Regions from separate parts of the Homo sapiens genome. Here region 1 is linked to region 2. A link is an interaction called in ENCODE POLR2A ChIA-PET data of the cell type or tissue named here. Cell type or tissue: HepG2. All regions are shown on one strand. Links, peaks and the distances in the headings refer to the core of each region. The heading gives the core; the rest is flanking DNA. Region 1 overlaps LINC02513 (long intergenic non-protein coding RNA 2513). Region 2 overlaps LINC01258 (long intergenic non-protein coding RNA 1258).

What was found. Peaks named below come from ENCODE experiments on the same cell type or tissue, not always from the same donor. Only the 100,000 strongest peaks of a DNase experiment are listed, where the experiment ranks them.
Region 1: POLR2A ChIA-PET joins it to region 2 with 14 read pairs; 3 of 35 experiments call an interaction of 5 or more read pairs at or near these places.

Annotation. Positions count from the first base shown.
Region 1 is chr4:38,382,535-38,390,869 of GRCh38, forward strand. LINC02513 (long intergenic non-protein coding RNA 2513) reads left to right here. Exons shown (of 2, transcript NR_149123.1): 2 at 2,843-3,225. Among named protein-coding and RNA genes, the nearest start is that of LINC02513, 20 kb to the left of the region's middle. RefSeq lists an enhancer at 2,954-3,248. In HepG2, for the core only: no CTCF peak of the experiment used is centred there; DNase peaks (open chromatin) are centred at 2,787, 3,417 and 5,007.
Region 2 is chr4:38,445,821-38,454,155 of GRCh38, forward strand. It overlaps LINC01258 (long intergenic non-protein coding RNA 1258), which reads right to left. Exons shown (of 8, transcript NR_110951.1): 3 at 7,403-8,101; 4 at 6,753-6,994; 5 at 5,355-5,419; 6 at 4,124-4,220. Among named protein-coding and RNA genes, the nearest start is that of LINC01259, 60 kb to the right of the region's middle. RefSeq lists enhancers at 6,314-6,463, 6,474-6,543. In HepG2, for the core only: a CTCF peak has its summit at 4,135; DNase peaks (open chromatin) are centred at 4,171 and 4,681.

The sequences.
Region 1 (8,335 bases), core at 85-8,084, 64 kb before region 2:
TGTGGCCCGGGGTTAGCAGGGATGCTAATGAAGTTAAACAACGGAGGAGATTACGCCCTAGCATGGAAAATAAACATTGAGGTCCCTGCTTCAGCGTTTATCTTCAATGATACCTCATCTTTGCCTGGGTAATTATCTCTCGACAGCAGACAGTGCTCCAGCAGCAACGGATAATTCCATTAACATTACCACTTAAACACAGCCTCTCCAGGCTGCTCAGGTCCTCCGGTTGCTTGCTAAGCCTTAGGGGCCTCATATCATTTTGGAATTAAAATGACAGAGTAAATTATTCAAGCACATTTGGTTTTTTCCTAAGCAAACCTCTGCACATCCTTGACTCATCATTTCCCCCCAAAAGCATTGCTGCTGAGAATATTAATTGTAGCAACTCAGTGCTAGCTTTATTATGAAATTTGAGGGTTGGTGATAGTGGAACACTGCTAGTCCTTGGTGAGCTGGTTTCTAATTGTCTGAGGATGAGAAATAGGTGAAAAGGTGGCCTCCTCTGAAAGGGAAAAGTAAGTTTCATGTTTTCTGGAGACTTCTAAATGCCACAAAAGAATTCTGGCCAAAAAAAAAAAAGGAAGAAAAAAGAAAAAATCCAGATCATGTGTATACTTAGGCATGGTGGTGACCCAGAGACCAAGCAAAACAAAAGAAGCAAATTTCATGAGAAAATCCAGCTAAAATTTCATTATTTAAAATGAGTGTGTACTCTCTGTCTAGGTGTCTGTTCCCCAGCCCTGTCTTTGACTGGTCTCATTGCTGGGTGGCATCTTTAACAGAGAGTGTGCAAGAGCCATTGGCAGCAATCTCCTGTGTGGTTGGAGCCTAGCAGTTTACAAGGAGCTTCCCTACACATTGTATCACAATGACCTTGCCAGGTTAGTGGTGCACACCCTGTTCCATGTCACAGGTGAGGGCCCTGAGGCCTACAAAGGTAAAATCACCTACCCGACATTCCATGTCAAATATGGTGGCAGGAGGACTTGAATAGAAGTCTTTGGAGTCGGAAGATCCTACATGGCTTCACGAGAGAAGGGAAAATGTTTATCATTTCATTTTCCTGTGCAGAAAGGACTTCAGCCTTTCTGTCAATGCTAAAGATCTATCTTCTTTCAAAGATAGGAAGTCAGGGTGTCTGCAAAGCACATATTTTCCCACTGGGCTGACCCCAAGTTGACCTTTATACTCCTCTCCACTATCTGTTAATTCCTTGTGTCTGGGTTCCAATGGAAGTGTGGACAGAATGAATGAATGAAGTGAGATAATGGTTGCCTCTCTCACAAAGCTAACACATAGTAGGCTCTCGAAAAAGGCTTCGTCTAATTAAAAAGCAATATTTATTTACTAGCTCTGGCAGCAGATTTGGTCAGCAAAGAGGTCAAAGGGTTGACTTGAATTAGGTTTGAAGGTTGGCTGGAATTCAATTACCCATGACCCTCTAGTCTCTCCTGCCAGCCATGATTAATGGAGGCTGGCTAAAGTAGGATGGGGTTAGTAACACTGAAATCAACCTTCTCTGGAGAATAAAGACGCTGAAATTATCTAAGGAGCATTCTCAAGCCAGATGAGATTTCTTAGGTGGGAAATAACCTTGTGATTCAGCCCAATAACATCAGGGATCAGATCCAGAGACAAAGGACATGCACAATAAAGCTGGGGAATCCTTGCTCCTAATTTTTTCTGACAATCACAGGGGCCTCGTCACCCTGCCTAACATGGATAAATTATCATCAAGGGCTGTGGATGGTTTGGATCTGGATTTTTAAACATCTTGCTTGAGGATATTTGGGGTATACATTAGGGAAAAAGGTCAATTAAAAATCAGATAACTGCATCATTTAAAATAAGAAGAGACTCTACCCTGATCATCACCACTTTCCTTTTTCCCAATACAGATTTTTCCCTCTCGGCCTCGCCCTAATGTTGATCTAATTGCCTTCTCACAATACAAGAAGGCCTTGAAAACTCGGGATTCAGCTACAGGTTTCTTTTTATATTAAAACTTTCTTTTGGAGCTGATCTCTTAGAAGATATTTTGAAAATATGAAGATAATAACAGTTTCTTGTTTGCTTGTTTTCTGTTATTATTTACTAACTTTTTTGAATAAATTTTCAACTTTTTCCAGTCCTTTTGCTTTTGTCTAGCAATGTCTTATGCAGTAGGTAAGGGAAGCTCAAGGAGACATTTTTCCTTTTTGTTATTGTTCTAAGTCTGCACCTCAGTTTCTGTCCTGCTTTGTTTTCAGAGCTCAAGTTCTGTAGCCTATCCTAATTTGCAAGGCTGGCTTATGAGACAAGTTAAGGAATCATTAAGGCACCTACCCTTTGCCTCTTCATTGGCCAAGTAGCTTAATTAACTTAGTTGAAATGCAGTCTAGTATTATGAGAGCAATTGCATTTGTGTATCTTAATAACTTACCTGTCCTCATGCAATAGTCCACATCCCTCTAATAAAAATATATACATGCACATGCGCTTTGACGTATCGATATTCAAGCTCACAAAATAAGCTCAAACTTGAAAAAGATCCAGACTACGGCAACGTTTATTATTTTTAGAGCATAACCTAGTCATTTTGATTAATTCGTTTGGATTGCTTTTTCCTGCAGCTCCCCAGGGAGAGGTGGGAGGAAAAGGCGGTAAAAACATAAATTTTCTTTGGTGATGAGTTCGCATGTTTAGAACTGTAACATGGCAAATCATTGTGAAATCTTCTAATGGATGCCTGTCTCATGCCAAATAAGCCCAGTACCCAAAGCACATCAAGAAATAATTGAAAGACACTGGACTGAATCCAAAAGGTTGTGGCTAATGTTTCACCTAATCTCTCTCCCAGGTCTCTCCTGCCTACTGCCGGCCCTACCCACAAGATGTGAACTTCAGAGCCTTCTTGCAACTGCTTCTTGGCTATTTTCACCCTCTAACCCTCTGGAAGAAGAATGAGGACTATTATGAAGGCAAAAGCATAAAAGGGGAAAAGATTAGCCTCCAGAGTAGGAAGATTGGGTTGTTGGAAGCCAGCACAAGTCTTCCCCTGAAAGAGTTAATTCGCCTCCAATGGGGGTAGGGACTGACCTGGGAGGGGCCTCAGCCTACATAGGACAGGCCTAAAGGCCCCATTGGGGCTGAAGGTGACACTGGGTCAGATCCCTAGGATTCTGCAACTTGAGGTGGGAGTGTCTATAAGCTGGAAACAAAAGTTTCAAAAAAAAAAAAAAAGCTCATTTTGTTTTCAATTCGTTTTATCTTGGCTCTATCTCAGGCACCACTGACTTCAGACCTTTCAAAGCTAAGGGTGGGGTAGGGTGGGGCTTAGTGATTTTTTTTCTTAAAGAGAGAGAACAGGGAATGTGCCTTGAACATGCACAATTTGCTTGAACATGATCATAGTCATTAATAAAAACATTGAGCAATATTTGCTTCTATGTCTTTGGAACTGGCATTTGCAAAGGTAGCATTGACAGATCAGAGAACAGAAAGGAATTCTGCGGTTACTCGTGGAGGAATTTGGACCTGTGAGATATTCATGATGTTAATTATTTATAATTTCAGTTGTTTTAGGCCAGGCTTTGAGCTTCAAGATAATGTGCTCAGAATTGGCAACAAAAATGGTCATTTTTTTGCTAGTAATTACTGGCTTTGAGCTTCAGCTATTTTAGAAGGACACAGAGAGATCTTTAGATCATGTATTCCTGACTTAAGCAAGGAAGGAAAGAAGGAAGGAAGGAAGGAAGGAAGCAAGGAAGGAAGGAAAGAAGGGAGGGAGGGAGGGAGAGAAAGGAAGGGAGGGAGGGGAGGAGGAGGAATAGGAAGAAGAAAAGAAAGGAAAGAAGGAAGGAAGGAAAAAGTAAGGCAGGGAGGCAGGCAGGAACAAAGAAAGAAAGGAAGAAAAGAAGTAAAAAAAATTTTTTTAAAGGACAACCCACAAAACCTCAGAATTTAACTAAGTTCCAGGCCTGAAATTTATTTTTTTGAACAATAGAGATGCACTATACTGTAAGAAAACACAACATGTAAAAATTCAAACTTGCCAAACTAAACAGAGAGAAGTTAAACATTTTACAGGAAAATTTGCTACTAGGACATGTTAAATAAAAGCGCCCTCAGTATCTTTAAACTAGAGATTGATGTACACTTTAACCTTTTAAAACCACGTAAAGTGAAGTCTCCCATGTAAATATCATTCTTAATGTGGAATATCCACACTTGAAAGTCACACATTGCTGGGGTTCAACCTCAGCTTCACCACTCATAGCATGTGACTGTGGCCAAGTTACTTCACCTCTCTGAGCCTCAGTTTCCCCATCTGTAAAATGAGGGCAGTGATAGCACCTGCCTGATTAGACTTAACTGAGTTGCTACACAGAAAGCCATGAGGAAGTCCTGCCACTCAGCAGGTGTTTCATGGCTCTTAGCTTCCTAAGCCTTCTCTTTCCTTCCTACTTCTGGGACCACGTGGTTCAGCCAGCATGGAACAAAAGAAAATTTGACCCACTTTGTAGCTTTAGATGCCTCAGCTTTATGCCAAGTAAGTTGTAACCTCAAACAAATGGGACCCAGAGAGCTTATGGCTGTTTCTGCCTTTCTCATATTTATTTATTTTTTAAACAAATACTTGTATAATGCTTACTATGTGATAGGCATATTCTAAGCACTTGGCAAATACCGACTCATCCAATCTTTTATAACAACCCTATGAAATATATAGTATTATTTATTATTCCCATCTTACATTTGAGGAAGCAGAAACACAGAGAGCTTAAGTAACTGGTCCAAGGACCATAACAGGTACCTGCACAGCCAAGAACTGAACCCAGACAATCTAGTCCATTCCCTCAGTAGGTCTCATGGGTGTATTATTTATTTGGAAGGCCTGCTGAAACCAAAGCAGCCAAATGAAATACCAGGGCCAGTTCTGCACAGACTAAAAAATAACAGCAGGGCCAGAAGTACTGAAGTTGCAAAACCCTCTGCTGATAAGCTTTCACTGCCAGAACCTCAGACCAGAGAGATCTAGATGAAGTTGACTGAATAAGCAAGCTGATTTCCAGTCCTTTGGCACACTGCCCTCTCTCCACTCCTACCACCTAAAAGGGTGCAGACTCCTCTCAGGTTTCTTCATTCTTCCTCACTCTCTTGGCTCAGTGAATGTGAAATTGCTGGCTGTTGCAGCCTAAGTGGGTGGAAGGGTGGCTGGAGGACGGAGAGCATTCAAGTAGTCAAAGAAAAAAAGAAATAACTTGTTTTAACATTTTAATAACTCTAATTTTTAAAATTATCAAAGCAATACCTTTTTTTTTCTTTTTTTTGACAAAGTCTCACTCTGTCACCCAAGTTGGAGTGCAGTGGCACGATCTCGGCTCACTGCAACCTCCACCTCCCGGGTTCAAGTGATTCTCCTGCCTCAGCCTCCCAGCAATACCTCTTTATAGCAGACATTGCAAAGTGGCTGACTCAGCCCCAATTCCTAACACACACATCCCCATCCCTCCTTCCACTTTCCAGCTGGGGATGGCCATGTGACACAAATCTGGCCAGTTAATGTTAAATCTGTGATGGCGTTCTCGTTTGTGTTTTCCTGAGACAGTCCTTCCTGTTCCTTTCCTCTCTCTTTGAATGAATGTGTGATAACTGGTGGGTACAATGACCACATGAAGGCCATGAAGGAAAAGCCATAAACATTTCAGACATTGGTCTTGGCATTGTTGAGCTGCTGAACCACTATTGTTTGAATTTTTGTTACTTACAGCCAAGGACAATCTTATCTTTACAAAGTTCATTATTTTAAAAAGTTAGAAAATACAGGAAAAATAATAACAATGGGGGAAAATAGCATCTGTAATCCTACCATCCAGAAATAACTAAAATCAATATTTCAACATATATTCCTTCAATTTTTCCTCTTTTTTATTGTTTTACAAAAATTTGGAGTAACGCTCCAGAAATAGTTTTGTAACTGATTATTTTACTTACCAATGTGCTATGGCCATTTTTCTATAACAATTATTCATCTACTTATCATTGCATGGATGTTCCAAGGTTTATCTAGCCATTCCCTATTGTCAAATATTTGTTATTTTCCATTTTTAACCATGGTAAACAGTAATAGTGTGAACATGTTTGTAGATGCATCTTTATCTGATTATTTCCTTAGGATAAATTCCTAAAATTGCTGTGAATTGCTGGATTAAAGGGAATGCACATTTTATAGGCTTTACGGACCTATAGATAAAATGCCGTTCATAAAGGTTTTACCAGATTTTCTGCATTCACTTATATTGTGTGCCTTTTTGTTACATCACTATCAACACTGGGATTTAAAAATGTCTGTCAGCTCAATACGCAATGTATAGATTAATTTAAACTAATTTAATAATTTATTGTTTGACATTGTATTAGTCCATTTTCACGCTGCTGATAAAGACATACCCAAGACTGGGCAATTTACAAAAGAAAGAGGTTTAATTGGACTTACAGTTCCACATGGCTGGGGAAGCCTTACAATCATGGTGGAAGGCAAGGAGGAGCTAGTCACATCTTACATGGATGGCAGCAAGCAAAAAAAGCTTGTGCAGGAAAACTCCCTCTTATAATAACTATCAGCTCTTGTGAGACTTACTATCAGGAGAACACCAGGGGAAAGACCTGCCCCCATGATTCAATTACCTCCCACTGGGCTCCTCCAACAACACATGAGAATTCAAGATGAGATTTGGGTGGGGATACAGCCAAACCATATCAGACATATTTCCATGACATCATTTCCCATTTTCAATTCTATGAATTACCTATTATGTACCAAACACTGGTCTAGGCAGTTTGCATATTCTTTTTTTAAAAATCTTCACAAACCATTATCTTTTATTTTGAGTGAGTAAACTATGGCTCACTCATAGTAAGGGGCTAAGTTACTTGTCTGAGATCACACAAACTGGTAAGTGATCAAACTAGGGTCCATAACTAGGTCTGCCTGACTCCAAAGTAGAAACTATAATAAAGGTTTTTGTTTGTTTGTTTGTTTTTAAAAAAGATGCTACATAAGTTCTTCAGGTTCTGGTTGAATCAATCAGGAACCAGTGAGAGAAAGACAGCTCTCTCCAAGGAGTAATTGAAGAGAGTTCATGGAAAGCACTATTTGTGGAGGTGTGGGGAGGAAGAAGGGACCAGTCAAAGGGTAGAGAAACACCAAGGCAGTATCAGCAGCAGAAAGCTGCTGTAATCCCAGGCCTGGAGGGGTAGAAAGAGGGCCCTCTTTGGCAATCTGGTGAGATCTGCAGCAGTGGGAGAGTGGCAGCTATGTGACCATAGAGTCACAGCTACTGTCAAACCACAGAGCAGCCTACAGACATTATACCCAACTCTGATCTCCTATTGGTGCCTCCTATTAGCCAAATCCAACCAGAAGCCAGAGGACAATGAAGTCTGGAAGTATTGTCCATGAAAATCAACCTCCTGGACACACAAGAAAGGAAAGTAGGGTGGAGAATGGACCTGCAGTGCTCCAGCCCGTTTGCTCCCTATTCCCTTTAGAAGAGCAGAGCCATATCCTCCCACAATGAACTGTTGATGTACTTCAAAACCCACATGCAAGGCTGCTATAGAATTAAATGCAGCCATGTAGGGGAAGGGCCTAGTACAGTTTGGTGCATAGTAAACACACAATAAAAATGAGTTATGATTATTTCATATTTAGAATTAATATTCTACACAAATCATACCAGGAGATTCTACTTATCCTTTTTTCTACTGGCAACTTTCAGCCCTCAAACTGTTGGCCATAAAACAACAACCATAAAATCCAAAAACAAAACAAAAGAAAGAAAAGGAATGGGGATAAAATGAAACATTTTTCCTTGTTGGGCACATGGCTGGGCATGTTTGCCAGCCTTCCTCATTCTAAGGTGTGGTCCTAGGACCAAATGCCAGCTGATGAAATGTGAACAGAAGTGAGAAGCACAACCTCTAGGCCTGGCCTATATAACCTCTAGGCCTGGCCTATATAAACTTCTCCTGTGCATTCCCCCAGGCTGTCTCCCCTTTGCCAGTTCAATGTCAATGAACAGACCATCTGATACGATTTGGCTCTGTGTCCTCACCCAAATCTCGTGTTGAATTTTTATTCTCAGTGTTGGAGGTGGGGCTTGGTGGGAGGTGATTTGATCATTGGGTGGTTTCTAATTATTTGGCACCATCCCCCTAGTGCTGTCTCATGATAGCATTCTTATAAGATCTGGTTGTTTGAAAGTGTGTAGCACCTACCCCTTGGCACTCTCTCTCTCCTACTGGTCATGTGAAGATGGTGCTTGCTTCCCCTTCACCTTCCACCATC
Region 2 (8,335 bases), core at 324-8,323:
TGCCTTCTGCTAGCTTTTGAATGTGTTTGCTCTTACTTCTCTAGTTCTTTTAATTGTGATGTTAGAGTGTCAGTTTTAGATCTTTCCTGCTTTCTCTTGTGGGCATTTAGTGCTATAAATTTCCCTCTACACACTGCTTTGAATGTTTCCCAGAGATTCTGGTATGTTGTGTCTTTGTTCTCATTGGTTTCAAAGAACATCTTTATTTCTGCCTTCATTTCGTTATGTACCCAGTAGTCATTCAGGAGCAGGTTGTTCAGTTTCCATGTAGTTGAGTGGTTTTGAGTGAGTTTCTTAATCCTGAGTTCTAGTTTGATTGCACTGTGGTCTGAGAGACAGTTTGTTATAATTTCTGTTCTTTTATGTTTGCTGAGGAGTGCTTTACTTCCAACTATGTGGTCAATTTTGGAATAGGTGTGGTGTGGTGCTGAAAAGAATGTATATTCTGTTGATTTGGGGCGGAGAGTTCCGTAGACGTCTATTAGGTCCGCTTGGTGCAGAGCTGAGTTCAATTCCTGGATAACCTTGTTACCTTTCTGTCTTGTTGATCTGTCTAATGTTGACAGTGGGGTGTTGAAGTCTCCCATTATTATTGTGTGGAAGTCTAAGTCTCTTTGTAGGTCTCTAAGGACTTGCTTTATGAATCTGGGTGCTCCTGTATTGGGTGCATATATATTTAGGATAGTTAGCTCTTCTTGTTGAATTGATCCCTTTACCATTATGTAATGGACTTCTTTGTCTCTTTTGATCTTTGTTGGTTTAAAGTCAGTTTTATCAGAGACTAGGATTGCAACCCCTGCCTTTTTTTGTTTTCCATTTGCTTGGTAGATCTTCCTCCATCCCTTTATTTTGAGCCTATGTGTGTCTCTGCACGTGAGATGGGTTTCCTGAATACAGCACACTGATGGCTCTTGACTCTTTATCCAATTTGCCAGTCTGTGTCTTTTAATTGGAGCATTTAGCCCATTTACATTTAAGGTTAATATTGTCATGTGTGAATTTGATCCTGTCATTATGATATTAGCTGGTTATTTTGCTTGTTAGTTGATGCAGTTTCTTCCTAGCCTCGATGGTCTTTACAATTTGGCATGTTTTTGCAGTGGCTGGTATCGGTTGTTCCTTCCCATGTTTAGTGCTTCCTTCAGGAGCTCTTTTAGGGCAGGCCTGGTGGTGGCAAAATCTCTCAGCATTTGCTTGTCTGTAAAGCATTTTATTTCTCCTTCACTTGTGAAGCTTAGTTTGGCTGGATATGAAATTCTGGGTTGAAAATTCTTGTCTTTCAGAATGTTGAATATTGGCCCCCACTCTCTTCTGGCTTGTAGAGTTTCTGCCGAGAGATCAGCTGTTAGTCTGATGGGCTTCCTTTTGTGGGTAACCCGACCTTTCTCTTTGGCTGCCCTTAACATTTTTTCCTTCATTTCAACTTTGCTGAATCTGACAGTTAAGTGTCTTGCAGTTGCTCTTCTCGAGGAGTATCTTTGTGGCATTCTCTGTATTTCCTGAATTTGAATATTGGCCTGCCTTGCTAGATTGTGGAAGTTCTCCTGGATAATATCCTGCAGAGTGTTTTCCAACTTGGTTCCATTCTCCCCGTCACTTTCAGGTACACCAATGAGACGTAGATTTGGTCTTTTCACATAGTCCCATATTTCCTGGAGGCTTTGTTCGTTTCTTTTTATTCTTTTACTCTAAACTTCTCTTCTCGCTTCATTTCAATCATTTGATCTTCCATCACTGATACCCTTTCTTCCAGTTGATCAAATCGGCTACTGAGGCTTGTGCATTCATCACGTAGTTCTTGTGTGGTGGTTTTCAGCTCCATCAGGTTATTTAAGGACTTCTCTGCATTGGTCATTCTAGTTAGCCATTCTTCTAATCTTTTTTCAAAGTTTTTAACTTCTTTGCCATGGGTTCGAACTTCCTCCTTTAGCTCAGAGTAGTTTGATCGTCTGAAGCCTTCTTCTCTCAACTCGTCAAAGTCATTCTCCATCCACCTTTGTTCCATTGCTGGTGAGGAACTGCGTTCCTTTGGAGGAGGAGAGGCACTCTGATTTTTAGAGTTTCCAGTTTTTCTGCTCTGTTTTTTCCCCATCTTTGTGGTTTTATCTACCTTTGGTCTTTGATGATGGTGACGTGCAGATGGGGTTTTGGTGTGGATGTCCTTTCTGTTTGTTAGTTTTCCTTCTAACAGTCAGGACCCTCAGCTGCAGGTCTGTTGGAGTTTGCTGGAGGTCCACTGCAGACCCTGTTTTCCTGGGTATCAGCAGCAGAGGCTGCAGAACAGCGGATATTGGTGAATAGCAAATGTTGCTGCCTGATCGTTCCTCTGGAAGTTTTGTCTCAGAGGAGTACCTGGCCGTGTGAGGTGTCAGTCTGCCCCTACTGGGGGGTGCCTCCCAGTTAGGCTACTCGAGGGTCAGGAACCCACTTGAGGAGGCAGTCTTTCCGTTCTCAGGTCTCCAGCTGCGTGCTGGGAGAAACACTACTCTCTTCAAAGCTGTCAGAGAGGGATATTTAAGTCTGCAGAGGTTTCTGCTGCCTTTTGTTGGGCTATGCCCTGCCCCCAGAGGTGGAGTCTACAGAGGCAGGCAGGCCTCCTTGAGCTGCGGTGGGCTCCACCCAGTTTGAGCTTCCTGGCTGCTCTGTTTACCTACTCAAGCCTCAGCAATGGCGGGCACCCCTCCCCCAGCCTCGCTGCCACCTTGCAGTTTGATCTCAGACTGCTGTGCTAGCAATGAGCGAGGCTCCATGGGCGTAGGACCCTCCGAGCCATGTGCAGGATATAATCTCCTGGTGTGCCATTTGCTAAGACCATTGGAAAAGTGCAGTATTAGGGTGGGAGTGACCCGATTTTCCAGGTGCCGTCTGTCACCCCTTTCTTTGACTAAGAAAGGGAATTCCCTGACCCCTTGCACTTCCTGAATGAGGCAATGCCTCGCCCTGCTTCAGCTCATGCTCGGTGCACTGCACCCACTGTCTGACACTCCCCAGTGAGATGAACCTGGTACCTCAGTTGGAAATGCAGAAATCACCCATCTTCTGCATCACTCACGCTGGGAGCTGTAGACTGCAGCTGTTCCTATTTGACCATCTTGACTCCACCCCCCTTAAATTTTTATTCTAATGCACATTAACGTAAATATCACACTATTTTTTATGTCTATTTATATTCACCTGTTTTGGCGTGAAAGGTAATATTACGTTGAAAAACATCTTTTTTTTTCTCTTTTAGTATTAAACTTTTATTTTAAGCTCAGGGGTAGATGTGCAGGTTTGTTTAGATAAACTTTTGTCATGAGGGTTTGTTGTACAGATTTTTTTTTTTTTTTTTCTTTTGGAGATGGAGTCTCACTCTGTCACCCAGGCTGGAGTGCAGTGGTGTGATCTCGGCTCACTGCAACCTCCACCTCCCAGGTTCATGCAATTCTCTCCTGCCTCAGCCTCCTGAGTAGCTGGGATTACAGGCACATGCCACCACGCCTGGCTAATTTTTGTATTTTTACTAGAGACGGGGTTTTGCCATGTTGGCCAGGCTGGTCTCGAACTCCTGACTTCACGTGATCTGCCTGCCTCAGTCTCCCAAAGTGCTGGGATTCCAGGCATGAGCCACCATGCCTGGCCTGTTGTACAGATTATTTTGTCATCCAGATGTTAAGCCTAGTGTACATTAATTACGTTTCCCAATCCTCTCCCTCCTCGACCCTCCACCCTCTGCTGGGCCCCAGTGTCTGTTGTTCCCCTCTCTGTTTCCATGTGTCAACATCACACTATTAACATTTGTAAATGTATATCTGTGTATCACCCCCAAATTATCATGCTTACCCTATGAGTACCCGTACCACAGATTGAGCAAAACCAGCTTTAAGTACTCAGCTCGGCTGCCCTGCGTTAGTCACCTCCCTCCACCAGTGCATACCATGAGCATAAAATAGTTTCTGGGAGGTCAGTGATTCACTTGGTATTTACTTGTTTTCTAGACTTTAGGAAAAAGGAAATCTTTCTATATGAAAATCATGTACACATCTACAGAAAACCTCATCTTTGTTGTGTTCCAGAGCTTTAAAAGCAAGCAGCACATCTGCTGCAACATCCTCTCATGCCTGCATCAGAGCCTGGAGCCCACCTTGACTGGCGCCCACACCTGGCAGGAAAGGTGAAGGTCCTGTGCTTGCTCCTCCTCTGCTCTGCTGGTCACCAGCTGGTGGGTCAGTCAGCTGGACCTGCACAACATTGAGGAGGCTGGTGGTGACCGCTGCAGCTCTGCATAGTTGGGGATTTGGGGATGTGGAAGGAAATTGTTTAACTCTCTGGTGGAATCAAACCAATCAATATCGCTATTTGGGCTTTCAATTAAAAACAGAACAATAAATCCTATCCTCCTTTTTCGCAAAGCTTCACTTATGTCCTACATTTGTGTTACTGACAGGAAGTTGGGGGCTGCAGAGAGTAAATTTTGGTATGCTAGGTATATGCCCCTACAAGGAAGATCAGTGCTCAATAATAATGAGAAGACTTCCTGGCTTTTCCTGCCAACTCCCAGGAAGGGTTTACTGCCTTGCAAAGAGTTCTAACTTCTTCAAAACAAGCTCTCAGGAAAGGGCCGGAGAGTAGCTCTTTGTTAATCATTGATTTTACTGAAGTGATTCCAGGGATCGCAGGTGCAAACAGCCTGTAGGACCAGCTTTAGAAAAAGCCATGTCACAAAGACACGTGGCATTTGACGTGCACATCAGCATTAGAGATCAAAAGGGACTCTGTGTCTGTAGGACTGGAGAAGGTATGACCTGTCTAAGGAAGACCCCCTGGTGCCAGTTGTTGGTTTGTGTGTGTGTGTGTGTGTGTGTGTGTGTGTGTGTGTGTGTGTGTGTGTTTGTTTTGAGATGGAGTCTGGCTCTGTTACCCAGGCTGGAGTGCAGTGGCACGATTGCAGCTCACTGAAACCTTGGCCTCCAGGGTTCAAGTGATTCTCCTGCCTCAGCCTCCTGTGTAGCTGGGACTACAGGCATGCGCCACCAAGCCCAGCTAATTTTTGTATTTTTAGCAACAGGGTTTCGCCATGTTGACCAGGCTGGTCTCGAACTCCTGACCTCAGGTGATCCACCCACCTTGGCCTCCCAAAGTGCTGGTATTACAGGCATGAGCCACTGTGCTGGGCCGCCAGCTGGTTTTGATATACATGTTCTAGTCTTCCGATTTGTAAAATAATCCGAAGATACAGATTTTTTTTTCCCATGAGAAATTTCCTGGTAGTTTGTAACTTTAGAAACAGATAAAAGAAGGACACTGAAGAATCTAAAAACCAAAAATGAGTGGACTGAACCATAAGTCACCATTGGACAAACTTTTGGCATTACCTTTTATCACAGGACTCCATATTGTAGAACTTCTCTGCCATTGTTGTATAAAGAAGTTGATTCCTCTTTATCAGTTGGATAGGGTTATGGAGAAGTCAAGAGAGTGAGAGATGGAATAAACAGATTAGATTGTGTTAAAGTTCTGCTTTTTTGGTAAACATAAAACTGGTTCAATATCTGCAGTTTCAAAAAGTTTAACCTAGGTTCCTCAAAAAATTAAAAATAGAATTGCCATATGATCCAGCAATTCTACTTCTGAGTATACAACAAAAAGAATGGAAAACAGGATCTCAAATAAATACTTGTACATCCATGTTTATGGCAGCATAGTTCATTGTATTAGGCTGTTGTTGCATTGTTACAAAGAAATACCTAAGACTCAGTAATTTGTAAGAAAAGAGGTTTAATCGGCTCATGGTTCTGTAGGCTGTGCAGGAAGCATAGCAGCATCTGCTTCCAGGGAGGTCTCAAGAAGCTTCCAGTCATGGTGGAAGGCAAACAGGAAGCAGCCACATTTCATGGCAAAAAAAATAGGAGCAAGGAGCGGGGGAGGTGCCAAACACTTTTAAATGATCAGATCTCACAAAAACGTACTATCACTAGGACAGTACCAAGGGGGATGGTGATAAATCATCCATGAAAAATCCACCCCCATGATCCAATCACCTCCCACCAAGCCCCACTTCCAATATTGAAGATTACATTTCCATATGAGATTTGGGTGGGGACACACACCCAAACTCTATCATTCATAATAGCTAACATGTAGGAGCAACCCAAGTGTCCACTGATGAATGAATGGATAAACAAAATGTGGTACACACATATAATAGAATATTATTCAGCTGCAAAAAGGAAGGAAATTCTGACACATGGATGAAACTTGAGGACAGTATGCTAAGTGAAATCTGCCAACAACAAAAAAAGACAAATAGTGCATGATTCCACTTATATGAGGTACTTAGAATAATCAAAACCATAGAAACAGAAAGTACAGTGGTGGTTGCCAGAGGCTTGTGTGGAGGAGGGAATGGAGTTACTGTTTAATGGGCACAGAGTTTCAGTTTTACAAGATGAAAAGAGTTCTGGAGGTAGATGGTGGTGATGAACATATAGCACTACAAATGTACTTAATACCACTGAACTGTATACTTAACATGGGTAAGATGGTAAATTTTATGTTATGTGTATTTTACCACAATTTTAAATAACTGAGGAATAAAAAGTTCAGCCTGTTAGAGTTGTTGACAAATATAATGACTATTCACATAGTCCTGTGATCTAAAGTTACAATTCTTGCTATTTAGTAGCAGGGTATAAAGAGCATTAAGTAAGGAAAGCTAACTGCTGTTACATGTAAAATGGCTCAAGCATAGTAAGAGTTTATGTCTCACTCACTTACACAGTCCAGGGCAGTTCCAGATTACCACGGGATCTGCTCAACATGTTGTTCAGGGACCAAGGCTGAAAGACAGCTTCTGCCATCTTCAATACTCAGCTTTCAAAGTCATCCCCTGTGTCAATATCCAGCAGCAGAAGAAGAAAGAATATGGGAGGTTTCTATGGGCCGGTCTGGGAGTGGCTGGCATCATTTTTGCTCACATTTCACTTCAAGGGAAGCTAGAAAATGCATTTTCATGCTGTGCCAAGAAGGAAAGAAAATGGTTCGGTGACCAGCTGGCAATCTCTGACACATAAAGGAGGGCCCAAAGTAAACTGGCTATGAGGTTAAAATTTGGGAGAGTATGCACACCAATTTCAGGAAATGTTGCTGGCTCAGATACTTCAGAATTCAAGGAAAGATTTAGGAAACACAATTTTCTAGGGGACTCATCAAATTCAGATTTGGGAGAAATGTTCAGGCCATTTTGTAAATTAGCTTTACCAGTGGTCAGTAGAAAGAACCTGGACCCTGCTACTAACTGGGTCTGTGATCCTGGAGCAGTTTTAACTGGTCTTAGATTAATATTTCCTTTCTATCAAATGGAAATTAAAATATATAATTATCAGCATTGTTCTAAGAATTTGAGGCAATTTATGTAACATACCTGTATGATACACAGTTGTTACAAATCCAGCCAAATGATTATCCAGGCTCTGTGAAAAATATCTCCATGAGCAGGGAACTCAGTGCCTCCAATGTCTATGCAGACCTGACAGCCAGAAATCTTTCTCTTCAGCAAAATCAGTTTTCCCGTTGAACCATACTTCTATCTACTGAAACTACACAGAACAAAGTGAATCATTCTTTCACAGGCCAGTTCCTCAGACATTTGAAAGTGGCACTCCTACTTACTCTAAATCTGCTCTTCCAGTTTCTTCAACTTTGAATTTCTCACCAATCATGTTGCTGTTATCTGAACACTTCTACTTTGTCTTTAGGCCCCTTGAAATGTGATTCACAGATGAGAATACTGCACCCCAAGTAAGACTGGACCAGCATAGAGTACGATAGTAGCATTCCTCCTTTTGTTTAAAAATGTATTTGTCAGGGTTAGGGTATCAGTTATGCTGCTGTAACAAAAAGACTTGAAAATGCAATTGTTCAAATAAGAGAGAAATCTCTTTTTCTCTCATGTAACAGTTCAACGATAGGCAGGTTGTCCAGGACAAATGTGTGGTTTATTCAAACACCAAAGTTTCTTTTACTTTCAAGCTTTTCTGTCCTGTAGGATATTGTTGTCTGTATGGTGACATCTGGTCTGCCAATGCAGACCTGCCAATGCACATCCAAGTTCCAGCCTACCCTATAGGGAGGAAGAAGGAGAGGAAGTGGAATGACATTCTTTTATGGCAGTGAACACAAGTTATGCCCATCACTCCTCAATTCTGCTCACCTTCCATTAGTGAGAGCTTAGTCACATGGTCATAGCCAGCTGCAAGGGAGACAAGGGGGTGTCAATTCTATTTCGGAGGCTAGGAGGACAGTGGAACAATGTATTTTGCTAAAACTGGCAGTGGGTTCCGTTACTAGGGACAAG